2 separate regions of the Homo sapiens genome follow, and region 2 is linked to region 1. A link is an interaction called in ENCODE POLR2A ChIA-PET data of the cell type or tissue named here. Cell type or tissue: GM12878. All regions are shown on one strand.

What was found. Peaks named below come from ENCODE experiments on the same cell type or tissue, not always from the same donor. Only the 100,000 strongest peaks of a DNase experiment are listed, where the experiment ranks them.
Region 2: POLR2A ChIA-PET joins it to region 1 with 5 read pairs; 1 of 35 experiments calls an interaction of 5 or more read pairs at or near these places.

The regions. Positions count from the first base shown.
Region 1 is chr13:46,606,449-46,614,448 of GRCh38, forward strand. The region is part of intron 1 of LRCH1 (leucine rich repeats and calponin homology domain containing 1); the gene reads left to right. Among named protein-coding and RNA genes, the nearest start is that of LRCH1, 57 kb to the left of the region's middle. RefSeq lists an enhancer at 1,414-1,473. In GM12878, no CTCF peak of the experiment used is centred here; no DNase peak of the experiment used is centred here; H3K4me3 peaks cover 862 bases; H3K27ac peaks cover 2,086 bases.
Region 2 is chr13:48,040,517-48,048,516 of GRCh38, forward strand. It overlaps NUDT15 (nudix hydrolase 15), which reads left to right. Exons shown (of 3, transcript NM_018283.4): 2 at 404-600; 3 at 5,144-6,705. The coding sequence ends at 5,283. Among named protein-coding and RNA genes, the nearest start is that of NUDT15, 6.8 kb to the left of the region's middle. In GM12878, no CTCF peak of the experiment used is centred here; no DNase peak of the experiment used is centred here; H3K27ac peaks cover 227 bases.

The DNA.
Region 1 (8,000 bases):
AGGTGATATTTATAGCATTTCCCCCCTTCTGTGTTGTTCCTACCCACAGGATTTTAACTTACAGAGATGACTGAATGATGACACAGAGGGGACAAGTCCATTGAAATAAGTCTTGTTTTGTTTTGTTTTGTTTTGTTTTTTGGGACAGGGTCTCACTCTGTCGCCCATGCTGGAGTACAGTGGCACAATCTCAGCTCACTGTAGCCTTTGTCTCCCAGGTTCAAGCTATTCTCCCGCCTCAGCCTCCTGAGTAGTTGGACTTACAGGCGTGGGCCACTACGCTCGGCCAATTTTTGTATTTTTAGTAGAGATGGGGTTTCACCATGTTGGCCAGGCTGGTCTCGAACTCCTGACCTCAAGTGATCCTCCTGCCTCGGCTGGTGTGCTAGGATTACAGGTGTGAGCCACAGCACCTGGCAGAAAGAAATTTTTTTTTATTACTCACATTTCCTAAGAGAAGAGGGCATTCCATGCCACACAGGGCCAGGAGGAGAAGCACCTATTTGGGTGAAGAGGAAGAGATGGGAGTCAGGGGAAAGCCGAGGCCAGAGCCTTTACTGGGTTTTTATGGAAAAGGCAAGGCAGACTGGAGGAATCAGCTTGGGGTTGGCTAGGCGCTGGGATGGTCTTTAGTTGTCAGTTCCTGGCCCTGAGAGATTTAGGGCAGGGGAAATGTGGGCTGGGTAACTGAGAGTTAGATAAGGAGGTGGCTCAGCTAGATCACAGAGGAGATGGAAACTACTTGGCTGTTAACTTGCCCTGTAATTGATGGATACCAAATAGCCAAATACAGATTCGGAGAAAATGCAGGACAACTTCCCAGGCTTACTTTGCTGCCATTCATTTTGTGGTGAACCAAAAAACCACTTACACAAACCTGTTGGAAGGGGTCTCTTTTGTGAGTACTGTCAAAGAGAGCTATCTAGAAGAGACCTTTTTTTGTGAGTGGTGAGGTTTAGGCTGAATTTTTATTTTGTTTTGGTGCTTTTCTGTAATTTGGGATTATTAAAAACAAAGACTAGACCTTTTTATAGATAGAAACAAGGCTCTTTTATTTGGAAATACCATGTGCATAAATGATGAATAAATAGAGTCAGTGAGGACCTTCTTGCCCTCATGATTCATTGTTCTTCTCCTTCTCCTTTTTCTCCTTCTCCTTCTCCTTCTCTTTCTCCCCTTCCTCCTCTTCCTTCTTCTTCTTTTTTTTTTTTTAATATGAGACACAGTCTCGCTCTGTTAAACACTTGTATTAGTTTCATTGAAAGTGTAATATAAAATCTGAGGATCTCAGACATCTTAGGAAGATGACTGTCATTTATTATCTATTAACCAGGTGAGCAACTTCCTGGCGAGTGAGGGGTGCGGCAGGGAAGGGTGGAGACGCAAAGGCACAGTTCCCTTTGTAATGGAGAGCTTCAGCTCCTGGGAAGGATCTGCAATGCTTAGTGGGGCTGTTCATCTCTAATATAGTTAATAATTACTGATTTGTATGAAGCAGAACTGAGGGCAGGGAGGGATGTGGGAAGGCCACAGGAGATATGAGTTTGCAGCCAGAGTTTACCGGTGATGAATCACCTTCTGATCAAAGCAGGAGGCTGGGACCTGTGGGGGATGCACTTCGACCCTGGGGTGTGACCCAGGAAGTCAGTGATTTGTGAAGGGCATCATAGGTCACAGATGCCTTTCCAAAGTTACCAGAACTTGGGATCCAATTTATTTCTCTTAGTCCAGGCTCAGGTTTGATTCCCAATCCCTTGCATTCACACGAGTCACAGGGCAGAAAAGTGCAGACGTGTTCTTGTGCGACCTCCAGATGTGGTGTGGAGATGGAAGATGGTACTCTCATCATTAGAGCTGATTTGCTTTGGAATTAAAGAGAGACATACGCACTGTGTTTCTGTGGCCCATCATAGTTTCCACTGATGGTGCCATGTGTCATTTGGGGTAACATTGACTTGTATTTCCACTCAGTGTGAGGAAAGGACCATAAGACAGAATTGGAGTAATTTCTGGAAAAAAGAAGTAAATGCTTAGTAGAGTGTCATACAGTCTTTTAATAACAAGTATTTGATAAACATGATTTTGTTATCCATCCTTCTGCAGGAAAAGAAGCCAAGTTAATTTTCCTGAGTTTACAGATTGGAGGGTTTTTAGTATAACCTGTGCCTTTTTCCTTCACCCTGTTTCCTCTTTTACTACTACAGTAAAGAGGGTGAAATTTAGTTGCAAAAGGATACCATTGAAATTTAGTTACTTTTGCTCGTCTCTTGCTAAAAGAGTTAATAATGTGCAGTCTTTAACTTGGACTGATTTTGGTATAATGTAGTGGGTTTCTAAAAATAGATTTCTTTTTCATGTAATTGACAATTAACTCCATAAGTTACTTTACAGAAATTTAAGTTTCTCTAGAAATTACTGCAGTACACATTGCATGCATTCTCCTTAAAGAAAATTGACAGAACAAAATTTCATCCTCTGTTAGGAGCTTGCTTTTCCCTCACTTGCTCATCTCATGAGGGGAAGCATGTATTATATCATGTAATTGACCTCCCGAGCTGTATGGCACCCTTGAGTGAACCAGGTACAAGCAGCCTCCACCCAGGCATTTTCTTAATGTCCACAAAGGCTCGCTGACTTCAAGTTAGCTATTTGTGTCCTTTAACTTGTTGCCACAATTTAAAACCAGGTGAGCATTTTCTGCACAGAGTGGTCATAAGCAGTGTCTGTTCTGCTGTGCTCGGCCTCTTTGTCACCTGTTCCATATTTGGGCATGAAGCACTAGGCCCATATGCCTTCACCATTTTGCAATGTTGTTCTGGGACAGAGTTATAGGGTTTTTGCCTTGAACAAAGCATCTACATTCTTCATTCTTAGGGAGTGACAGTTCCATTGCCAATATGTGGATATCAGTTTTCTTCAAGCTTGTGTACCACTCGTATCCACTGCTGTTCAGTTGCATAATCTCTAAGATTAAAAACTACATTTTGGTAATGCTGGCAACGAGGGCACAAGGAAATAAATTGTCTGTTTTTATAAACATGTAGCTACTGATATTTTTTTTTGAAGGTGAAAGCTTTATTTAAAGGAAGGTCTCATAGAGAGTTTTAAAATTTTAGAATGAAAAAAGGTCTTAAATTTATTAACCAAATAGTAAACTAATTCATTCAACCAAAAGACTTACTGAACACTCCCTGAGTGAAGGTGTGTGTGTTAGGAAATGTGCTTACTGGGTGAACACAACAGAGGTGTTCCCCACCTCATGATACCCACAGTCTAGGGAGTGACAGGCAATAATTAAGTAATTTTTAAAAATTTATAGCTGTAAAGTAAAGCAAACTATGGCACGTCCATGAAAGAGAGGTTAGAGCCTATGAGCGGGGAGGCGGGGACCAGATGGAGCCTGGGCTCAGGGGCTGCCAGACACACACAGCTGCCTACGGGCAGGAAGGGGCCCCATTGGAAGCGTTAAACAAGTGTCTGTATAGAAGGAAGGCATGTGAATAAAGAAAAAAAGATTGACCTTTGTGAGTTGTGACATCCAAGGTGTCCAGGAACTAGTTTCTCCACTTTCTTTTTCTCCTTTTTGTCATGGCCGGCAGTTGGGCCCTTGTACTGTTCATCAGCTTCACCATCAAAATCAAATGAAAAGAAAGAGAAGGGAATGGAATGCTCACTTTCTAGACCTTACTTTAAATTCTGTTGAAGATTTATTAATATTTGGGAGAGAGTTTGAAATGATAATCCAAAAGATGTCTCCCTTTGAACATATGTAGAAGTTAATCATTTAGATTAACTTGCATTTAAACACATAATTGTATGTGATCGTATACATTTTTTGGCTCACTGTTTTGTGTTCAAAGGCAGATTTCCTAGGGTAGTGCTGATTTATTCTACTTCTTTTAGGCTGTGTAATTCACCTTTTTTCTAATTTGGGGAAAATTGTGGTCACTATAGTTATATATTTTTTATTTAAAAACTTGTAATATTTTATTAAGTTATCTACCCAAATCTTCCTCCTGAAAGATAATATCTTTTTTTCCTTTTTTTTTTTTTAATTTCAGTAGGTTTTTGGGGAATAGGTGTCCTCATAGCTTAGCTCCCACTTAGGAGTGAGAATATAGGATGTTTGGTTTTTCATTCCTGAGTTACTTCACTTAGAACAATGGTCTCCAGTTCCATCTAGGTTGCTGTGAATGCCATTATTTCATTCCTTTATATAGCTGAGTAGTATTCCATTATCTATCTCTGTATATGTATATATCACAACTTCTTTATCCACTTGTTGACTGATAGGCATTTGTGCTGGTTCCATATTTTTGCAGTTGTGAATTGTGCAGCTATAAACATGCGATAACACAGTATCTTTTCAGATATGTGTCCGTCTGACATGTTCTGCACCACCCACTACACTGCAGGGCATTTAGGTAAGCAGCATTTATAAGAGTGACTGGAAATGGCTTAGGAAAAATGGTACAGAATGTAATTTATCAGAATAATCACTGATCCTCTTAGCATGTGTATTCAACAGGTAACTGTGACTCTAAAATGTTATTTGGGAGGGAATTTGCAACCAAAGTTAGAAACAGCTCTAGAGGTGCTGGGATCTAGGGGCCTTAGATTTTTTCATCTCAGTTAATCACACCATGCTTTAGGAAGCTTTAGGATAAGATTCTGGTGCTAGTGTCCCCGGTTGGTTTTGCTTCTGAGAACCAATTTTGCAGTTGTCACATGATGAGTTGGATCCTCATGCAGATCCTCCAAGGGTCTTACTGAACACCATCGGTTTATGCTAGTGAGGGTTTGTGGTTCTCAGCTTCCCGCATTGGAATGAACATTATTTGGGCCTGAGCTGTGACAGCTTCCTTCTTCAGCTTCCTTCCTTGGGTTCTTCTGGTTGGGGTATGGACCACTTCTTCTGGAGAACAGCAGGGTGGTGTTCAAGCACCATCGTACTCTCCTAGTCTAGAGCTCAGCCACCCAGTACTATAGCCAATAGAGATATTTGGCTCAAAAACACATGAGAGATGGTAGTGTGACAGAATAATGGAATTGTAAATTGTATTTAGTTTTAATCAAAACTTTAAAATTGATATCCAATATATATGATTGGAACAACTTGAATATGTGAGCTTACCTTTTCATCTCTAAAGTTTATGATAAAAGATTTCCAGTAAAAATTTAATGTCCAAGTTGAGATATGCTGTGAGTGTAAAATACATGCTATATTTCAAAGACTTAGTATTTAAAAAGAATAATATACAATAAGTAATTTTAAAATGTTGATTATTTGTTGAGATGATAATATTTTTGGTACATTAGGTTAAATAAAATGTACTATTAAAATAATGTTATCTTCTTAAAATTGTGATGACTATAAAATTTGAAATTGCATAGGTGGCTTACATAATGTTTCTGTTATTGGGCATTGCCCTAGAGCTAACTGAGGAAAAGATCATAGGGCACCATTTGCCATTGTTGTCAGTATGTGGCTTTCAGTACTAGGAGGTAAAGTAGATACTCTTTCCATACTAAATACTAAATGCCACTATCATTAAAAAACAACATGGCAAATCTTGCCCTTAAGGGGACCTCATTTTTTCCCCAGCAAAACAAAACCGACAGCCTGTTATATAGCTAAAGAGTAGATGAAAATACTTAAACAATATAAATGAACTTTATTGGTTAATAGGTGCAGCAAACCACCATGGCACACATTTACCTATGTGACAAACCTGCACATCCTGCACATGTATCCCAGAACTTAAAATTAAATATATATATAAAATAAACTTTATTAGTTATGCAATGAAATAAAACAGAGCAAGCAATACCTTTAGGTTCACTGAATTTTAAAGTTAACACCTTCAATACAAATGTATATATTTTGTATACACGGTTATGAAGGTATGAACATATTAATGAGCAAAATAATTATGAATACTTGTTCCTCTTTTGTAGTTTTAAATATGTATAAGCAAGAAGTAACTTGACATGACATAATGCTGTGCCACCTTGCCTATTCTGTCGTGGGCTCCAAATGTAAATTCATCAGAAGAGCTCACAGCTTTGTTGAATCTCCTGCCTCTTTGGGGAGATAGGCTCATATGTCTCAATTTTGAAGCACCCCTCTTGGAATGAGGTCAGTTAGACCACTCCAAGGACCACTCTCTTTTCTTCTTTGTATTTTCTGGGGAAAACGTATAGCTAGCATGCTGGGACTGTTTGTTTTGAATGAGTTTGTTTATGAGTTTTCAAAACAAAATTATGAAAAAAAGGGAAGTTTCCAACTCCTTGTGCATGTCTTGCTGGCTAAGCAGATGATCTCTAAAAACAGATTACAATATCATTTTGAAGGTAACAAAGGTATCTTCCTTGCTTATCTTTAAGGCTGCATATTTTATTGTTTATACATTGGCCAATTAGGAACTGAAATTTAAGAAAGACAGTCATTTTAACCTATTGAAGTCACAGAATGAAATGATGAAGTAATCGTATGTGTTCCCAGTTTAGCATATATGTATATATATGCATTGATGAATAATATGATTTGTTGTAAACAAATGAAAAACTGCAGAAACCTGTAATTTGTACATTATTATTTCAGATCACCGTAACAAATATTACCAGGTTTTTAATTTTCTTTAAAAAAATGCATTTCTAGGGCTGGGCGTGGTGGCTCACGCCTGTAATCCCAGCACTTTGGGAGGCCAAGGCAGGAGGATCACGAGGTCAGGAGATCGAGACCATCCTGGCCAACATGGTGAAACCCTGTCTCTACTAAAAAGACAAAAATTAGCCGAGCGTGGTGGCACGTGCCTGTAGTCCCAGCTGCTCGGGAGGCTGAGGCAGGAGAATTGCTTGAACCAGGGAGTCAGAGGTTGCAATGAGCCAAGATTGCGGCTGCACTCCTGCCTGGTGACAGAGCGAGACCCCGTCTGAAAAAAAAAAAAGAAAAAAAGATTTTCTAAAATTGTATTTATACTCTCTGCTCCTTCCCCATCAGCCATCAACGCTTCCCTCCCTCCCTCTCCCTTCCTTAATGATAAGCCCTCAGCTTTGCTCAGGACTCAGCCTCCCATGTGGTTTTGGTAAGTGGTCTAAGACCTGAGGCCCAAAGCGTGATTGGCTGATGCTGTGATTTCTCAGCCTGGTTGCGCATTAGAATCACCCTGGGAGCTTTAGAATCCAGATGCCTGGGCTCTACTCACAGAGATTCTGATTTAATTGGTGTGTTGCAGAACCTGACTTGAGCCATTTCGAAATGGGTCATTGATAGCTTGTAGCTGTAACGATTCAAACATATACAACATAAGCAGGGTGACCACAGAAGTTATTCTCTAAGTCTGGTATGTTCCTAAATGTCCTCTAAATTCTTATCTTCCACTCCAGGGCTTTTGAAGTGGCCTGATCCAAACACCTTCTTTCCGACATTAAAAACATTAGCCGGTTATTTTGCCTCATCAGCACTTCCTACACTTCCTTAGGTGAGCCAGGTTGCTTTTAATCTCTTGGAGCTGCCTTCGTTAATAGGCCTTTTTTTTTTCTTTTTTGTTTTAAATTGTATGTATTGAAAGTATACAACATGATATTTGATATACATATTCCTAGTGAAGTAATTACTACAATTAAATTAACACACCCATCATTTCACATAGTTACCTTTCTTTTTTTGTGGCGAGAGTACCTAAAATCTACTATCATAGCAAATTTGTAATATATAATGCAATATTATTAACGACAATACTTGTGTGGTACTCTAGATTTTTTCATCCAAGATAACTGCATCTTTGTATGCTTTGATCTATATCTCCCCATTTTCCCTGCCCCTCCCGATTATGCCTTTTGAGGCAGTATAGTGTGACAGTTAGCCATCACTGAATTCTGGGGGCCTTTTGTCTATTCCAGGGAGATGAAATTGTTAGAGAAAGATTAGGAGAAAGAATATGAAAAGGACTTAGAGAGGATACAAAATCATGAAGTCACAAATACCTGCCAAACAA
Region 2 (8,000 bases), 1.4 Mb after region 1:
TCCCAGGCTCAAACTATCCTCTTGCCTCAGCCTCTTGAGTAGCTGGGACCACAGACCATAGGCACGCACCACCATGCCCGGCTATTTTTTTTTTTTTTGAGAGATGAGGTCTCACTATGTTGGCCTCAGCTGGTCTCCAACTCCTGAACTCAAGCTGTCCTCTTGCCTCGGCCTTCCAAAAGATTACAGACATGAGCCACATGCCCAGCTGATTTGTTGTTTTAAAGCAGGAACCAATTACAGTTCTTTTTGTTTTACACTAGAATTTTCTAGCCAAGAATTTCATGGCAAAATATATACACACACACACACGTATATACATTTATATATATACATATATATACACACACATGTGTATATATAAAAAAATAGAATTAATCTAATTTTTGTTTCTGTTTTCCAGTGAAACCTGGGAAGAATGTGCTCAAAGGGAAACCTGGGAAGAAGCAGCTCTTCACCTGAAAAATGTTCACTTTGCCTCAGTTGTGAATTCTTTCATTGAGAAGGAGAATTACCATTATGTTACTATATTAATGAAAGGAGAAGTGGATGTGACTCATGATTCAGAACCAAAGAATGTAGAGCCTGAAAAAAATGAAAGTAAGAGAATTATATATAATCATGCATTTTTCTTTCAGGAGAGCAAGTGGTCTGGAGGAATATTACAGTATGTTGCCATATGAAGAGAATGCTATTGTCTGAATGCTTGTGTTCCCCCAAAATTCTATGTAGAAATCCTAACTCCCATGACGAGGTTTTAGGAGGTTGGGGCCCTTGGGAGGTGATTAGATCATAAGATAATGAATGGGATTCATGCCCTTATAAAAGAGACCCCTGACCCCTTCCATGATGTAAAGATACAGAGAGAAGATCGTTGTCTGTGAACCTGGAAGTGGGCCCTCCCCAGATATGGAATCTGCCAGTGTCTTGATCTTGGACTTCCCAGTCTCTAGAACTGTTGAGAAATAAATTTCTGTTGCTCATAAGCCATGTAGTCTGAAGTATTCTGTTATAGCAGTCCAAATAGCCTAAGATATATGAATGTAGAGATGTAATATAGAGATATAGATAGGTAAATATATTTGGACCATGAGGAACCAGACTGTGTTTGTGTCCTGGTTCTTAGAGCTTTGTGACCTTGGGCAAATTATTTCATGCCTGGGCCTCTTTTCTTATCCGTGATAATAATAAGTACCTTGGATGGATTCTTGTAAGGATTTACATACGAAGAACCTCGTGAACACAGTAAGTTTTATTGTTATTGTTTAATTTTGTTTCAGGCAGTAATTTTAAGGAAAATATTTTATCTGTTTTACTCAGTTTTCTCACCTGCGCAGGAGAGTTAATACCATCCATTTACGGTAAATAATTACACTGATAAAACAATTATTGTTTCACAGCAGTTGGGTTCTTCTTGCCTGCCACCCAGAAAAAGCCAGTACCCTGAGACAGTAGGAGTTGTAGCAGAGAAAGAGTTTAATAATCACAGGGCAGCTGCATGAGGAGGACGGGAGATAATTCTTAAATCCTACCCATAGAGAATTCAGAGGCTAGGGTTTTTCAAGGATGGTTTGACAAGCAAGGGGCTAGGGAATGAGAAATGCTGCTTTGTTGGGTTGGGGATAAAACCATACGGATGTCAAAACTGTCTTCTTGTGCTGAGTCAGTTCCTCGATGGGGGGTTCACAGGACCACTTGAGTCAGTTTCTTTGTGTGGCTTACCGATTTGGGTGGTACCAGTTGGTCCATTAGAATGCAAAGTCTGAAAAATATCTCAAACACTAGTCTTAGGTTTTACAATAGCAATGTCATCTGTAGGTGTAAATAGGAAAGTTATAAATCTTTTGACCACGGGCTACATGCTTCCTGAGCAGTAAGCAGTTACAAAAAAGCAAGTTATAAAATGATGCCTGGTTAGAGTTTAACTATGCCTACATCTTTATTAATAGAGTTCTGGCCCTTACCATAATTTTAACCTTGTGGCCTTTTATTAGTTCTACAAAAGCAGCTTTGGTCCCTTAACAAGGAGGGGGTTAGTTTTGGGAAAGGACTATTACCATCCTTGCTTTAAAGTTAAACTGTAAACTAAATTCCTCCCATAGTTAGGTTGGCCTGTGTGTAGAAATGAGGAGACAGTTTGTGAGGTTAGAAGCAAGGTGGAGTCAGCTTTGTTAGATATCTCTCACTGTTATAATATTGCAAAGGTGGTTTCATTATCTGTTACCCTCTATGTTGAATTGAGTGCACTGAAAGTTTATTTACCGTGTGCTAAGCATTGTTCTAAGGGTTTTCTGTTTACCATCTCTCCTCAAATTCTCATAAAACAGTCAGAAAAGGAACTAAAGAGAAAAATATCAAACTTTTTGAATATATTCCTTGCCATATGAAACTTTATCCAAGTGGTCTTATGTATTGAACCTCCCCTCTAAACATTTAATTTCTTCTCTAATAGGGAAGAATCTTTTCATTCAACAGATACCTATTGAGTACAGTGTTTTGAGTATTGAGACACTGTTCTAGGCACTAAAGAAACAATGGTGCGTAGAACAAAGTCCCTGCCCTCTTGGACTTTACATTTTAGTGGGCGGGGGAAATGACAGATTACAGATATTTTATGATAGTAGCAATAAGGACTAAAAAGAGCAATAAAGCTGTGTAAGAAAGGGATATATGAGTGCTGTATCAGATAGGGTGGTTAGGAAGGGTCTCTGACAAAGGGATGTACACACATATACTGGGCAACATAGTGAGACCCTGTCTCTACAAAACTAAAAATGTTAGCCAGAGTGGTGGCACATGCCTGTAATCCCAGCTACTTGGGAGGCTGAGATGGAAGGATCATGTGAGCCTGGGAGATCAAGGCTGCAGTAAGCTATGATTGCACCACTGCTGTCCAGCCTGAGCAGCGACAGAGTGAGACCCTGTCTCAAAAAGAAGAAATGGACTAAACATTTTCTTATTTTTCTTTTTTCTATGGGCAAATAAAGCTGAGACTAGAAGAGACAAATATGATGGAATAGTTTTTTTTTAAATTCAGTATCCTTCACAGGAAGCAGATATAGAAAGCCTTCATTTTTAGAGAAGGTGCTATAGAGAAAACACCAAGGTCACTGACTGTCCCACAAGCTTTATTTGACCATTCTCACCAAGCCACCTCTGGGTGCTTCCTCATTCTTCAGTCCTCTTTTTGCCCTGTCTAGCCTCTGTAGGGATTTGAGTTGGGGAATCCTGATGCAAGTTATAATTTTGAATCTCACTCCTCTGAGCTGCGGGCCTGTGTTTCCAGTTGCTTTCTAAGTATCTTCCCTTAATGTTCAGAAGGCATCTCAAATTCAACTCAACTTCAAATTATGCTCATTATTTTTTTTACTGAACTTTGAATCTATAAAGAACAGTTCTTTTGGCTTATACATTTTGAACTCTTCCCTGCCAAACACAGTGTCTGACTCATAATCAGAATTCAAAATATGTTGAAGGAAGGAAGGACCCAGTGAATGAACATACAAGCCAACCTCTTCCTGTGAAGCTGTCATTTAGTACTAGACTGCCCTACTTTTTAATAACTTCCATAAGATTACTATTCTACTTTAAGTACTAAATCATGAGTTTTTATAACCATGTAACTATATGTATTGTTTTATTCCTCTTAGGATATAGTAGTTAGGAGTAGTTTTACATGCTTTGTGGTTTTTAAAATTCATTTATGTAACTTTTTTATTTGTTCACTTTCATTTTGTTAACTCCCTGACATGAACCTTGCTAGTAGTCTCAAATAAAGCAGTATGATTTACAAGGTCCAAGATTACTAGCATCAAATCAGATTTGATCAAAAACATTTATTGCTCTATATCTGTTAGTAACAATACAGCAGGAATTATGTTCACTTTATTCCCAGTTGCAGCCTGATAACCAACTACACTGATAACCAGCTGCAGCCTAGCCAAGGTACAAGGACTTGGTGGGTCTTTGTTTTATTTCTAGGATAAAGACACAGTCTCTCTATCCCGTGCTCCTCAGGCCTTGGATCTGGGTAGCCTGCTTCAGTTTACTATTTAGTGCATCTTTCCTCCAACCATCTAATTATAGTTCGGAGGCTCATCCAGACACTTCATTTTCTAGGGGATGGGGTAAACTTCATGGATGGGTTTTTGGAGACCTGGTTAATTAAGCATCTTGCACCACATTGTTGGGTACTCAGTCTGTCTGTGTCTGTCTGTCTGTCTCTCTTTCTCGCTCTCTCTCTCTCCCTCTCCCGCCCTCCCTCTCCCCCTCCCGCCCCCACCTCATTAGTGTATGGTCACAGTTACTGATCACAGTTACTCTTCCTGTACTTATTCCAGTTTCATGGATTTTCGGCCCCTGCATTCCCAAAGTGAAAATACGTACCTATATACCTGTATTTTATGGACAGAAAGATACTTAGTGCTTACACATAGTAAAAACAGGTGATCATAAAGAAACTAGAACATGGAGTGTGTATCTTAATATAATATGTAGGTATTTGTCATAAGCATCTGTGCGTCTATGTTATTTACATTTAAATCATGAAAGAAACACCATTCTCTAGAATCTTTTTCTAGAATTTCATGTACTTTATAACTGATAGACACTGTTAAATCTTTGTTTCAATGGATTTTTAAAAATCATCTCCTTCTGTATTTGTTTAAAATATACCAAGGTACAATATTTTATTTTCCTCTGCACAGCTTTCTACTTTTTTAAGAGATGGAGGATATCTTAGAAACTTTGTAATCTACTTTATTTTATAGGTGAAGGAAGTGGTTTATTTTAATGTAGTATAACCTATAGTATATAACGTTATTTGCATTTTTTACAAAAATATTTACATAAACATTGACTAATACTAAATCTGGGTTTACCATGGCATAGCCTTTGTAAACTGGGCTTCACATTCAAATAACACAATGTTTTAAATGACCACCATTCTCTTCATAAGACCTTCATTCTACATGCAAATTATATTTGTATAGCCAAGCAAATGCAAAGCATCACTATGAGTTTATTAGTAGCAAGTTATTTTTAAATTCAATTAATTTTTTCTAAATATAGGTTAGCTTACCCAAATAAACACCCTTTGTTTTCTGTTATCTAAATAAATTGATTTAGCATCTTTCTTTTCTAGGTTGGGAGTGGGTTCCTTGGGAAGAACTACCTCCCCTGGACCAGCTTTTCTGGGGACTGCGTTGTTTAAAAGAACAAGGCTATGATCCATTTAAAGAAGATCTGAACCATCTGGTGGGATACAAAGGAAATCATCTCTAGGTGGCCGAGAAGATTTGATTTTCTTTAAAAAGACAAGAATAAGGTCTGGTTAGGGAATGAAAAATGTATACATTTCGGAACAACTCCATTTTATCTAAAAAAGTTCTTGTGATTGCCAGTTTATTTGCAGTCTCTTAATGTATCCCCCACTCTTTCAGCCAGTACTTGAGAAAATTTTTCTGAAATATGTCATTGAATTGTATTCCAGACACAGAATACATGATAAATACTGATATTATGGGTAATCTGCTTTCCATATTTACCTATGATATTTACTGTGCAGTTTGTCATTACTAGCTTGCATGGAGTAGGATGCAGTCAAATTTGCCTTAGTGTTTCTGTTCAAATAGAGACCTGAATTCAAATATTGTAGTTTAGGTTCAAACAGAGTATGGCTGTTGCAAAATTTACCAAATTTGTTGATTACCTCTTTTATTAAAGAAATGTTGGGGAGAGGGTAATATATTGTGACAATTTTTGCAACTTACAGGGAATAGGACAGGTCATTAGGGTGTATTTCCCAGGTTTCCAATTGAGAATCTAAACCAAGAGAAGTGAGACAAACCATCTAATATCTGTATCATGCTATTAATAGGCTGTGATGTTGAGTTTCTCACTTACTCTTTCTGAGGTCCAGGGTCCTTATATGAAGAGATTCATATATATGAAGAGATTCGTCTAGAGCAGTGGTTGTCAAAGTGTGGTCTGGGGGGGCCTCAAGAGCCTTTCAAGGGTATTCTAGGTCAAAGCTGTTTTTATAACACTAAGACATCATTTCACTATTTATAGCTTTTCCTTTTTTTTATTTGAGAAGGAGTCTTGCTCTGTTGCCCACATTGGAGTGCAGTGGCACGATCTCAGCTCATTGCAGCCTCCGCCACCTGGGTTCAAGCAATTCTCCTACCTCAGCTTCCCGAGTAGCTGGGATTATAGGCACCCACCACCACACCTGGCTAATTTTTGTATTTTTAGTGGAGACGGGGTTTCACCATGTTGGCCAGGCTGGTCTGGAACTCCTGAGCTCAAGTGATCTGCCCATCTCAGCCTCCCAAAGTGCTGGGATTACAGGTATGAGCCACAACGCCCAGCCATCATTTATCTTTTTCACTCATTTTTTCATGAGTATGCAGAGGAGTTTTCAAGAGGCTATCTGGTGTGATATTGTAATAGGCTGAATGCAAAAGCAGATACAAGATTCCAGCTTTCGTCTGTCATCAGACATTGAAGAGATTTGGAGAAATGTAAAGCAGCAGTACTCTTCTCACTAATTTTTGTTGTGGTTAGTTAGAAAAATGGTTATTTTTAGTGGGTTTTAATATGTGAAAAAAATAAAATTAGCTATTTGCCAAAAATGTTTTTATGTGTTTATATATACTTGGTTCTTGTTACTTGCAAATGATTAATAAAAATTTTAAGAAATTTCTCAGTTTTCATTTCTATATGATAAATATTTCTAGATAAAACCATACAAAAACAAAATCTCTTTGTGGTCCTTGGTAATTTTTAAGAGTACAAAGGGATCCAAATTTTTGCCAGATTAGGCCAAAAGCTCACATTTTTAATTTTGAGCGCACTTCTGTGAAATCCTGTGCTTCTCTTAGAGTTGATTACCTTTGAATTTTGCTCTTTCAAAAGACCCCAGTACTATCATAATACTTGCTAAGGAATCTTTTTCCAGTGAGTATCATTTTTTAAGTTCTTTCTTGTTTGCTTTTTCAAAATTATATATGTACATTGTATAATTTGTCATGTAGAAATCTCATTTTCTTTTTTTTTCTGAGACAGGGTCTCACTCTGTCAACCAGGCTGGAGTGCAGTGGTGCAATCTCGGCTCACTGCAACCTCCAGCTCCCAGGCTCAAGGGATCCTCTTGCCTCGGCCTCCTGAGTACCTGGGATTACAGGTATGGTATGCACCACCACGCCCAGCTAATTTTTGTATTTTTAGTAGAGATGGTTTCACCATGTTGCCCAGTTGATCTCGAACTCTTGACCTCAAGTGATCTGCCCACCTTGGCCTCCCAAAGTGCTGGGATTACAGGCATGAACCACCACGCCCTGCCCATATTTTTGATGTTAGATGCATGATTTTGAAATGTTTGAAGAGCTCAAATATAATAAGTGTGTATGTATGCCTTGTTCTTTGGATATATGGATTAATTTCACACTAATTTTTCTACTCCTATTTGATTATTCCATGTCCTTCTGTTGCTTGCTTCCTCATTTTACTTAATTTCAGTAAAATTCAGTCCCTCAGTTGACTGAATCCCTGTCCCTGGCTTCTCCTAAGTGATAGACATGTGAAGCTTGATAAGAAAGCAGGCGAGCTTATGGATTAAATCCTTTCATAGGTTTATCTCAACTACAGTTCATTGGTAATTCATTAAGATATCTCTTTATGTTAGTACTTATCCATGCAGATATTTTATAGCTTCAAAAACTCATCACAAGGCCTGGCACAGTGGCTCACACCTGTAAACCCAGCACTTTGTGAGGCTGAGGTGAGAGGATTGCTTGAGTTCAGGAGCTCAAGACCAGCCTGGGCAACACAGGGAGACCCTGTCTTTATGAATAATTTAAAAATTAGCCAGGCATGGTGGCACATGCCTGTGGTCCCAGCTACTTGGAAGGCAATGACAAACTCATTGAAAGCTTGTGAGGTTTGTTTGTTTGTTTTTTAACTCAACCAACTTGACATGAAATGTGTTTCAATGGAAA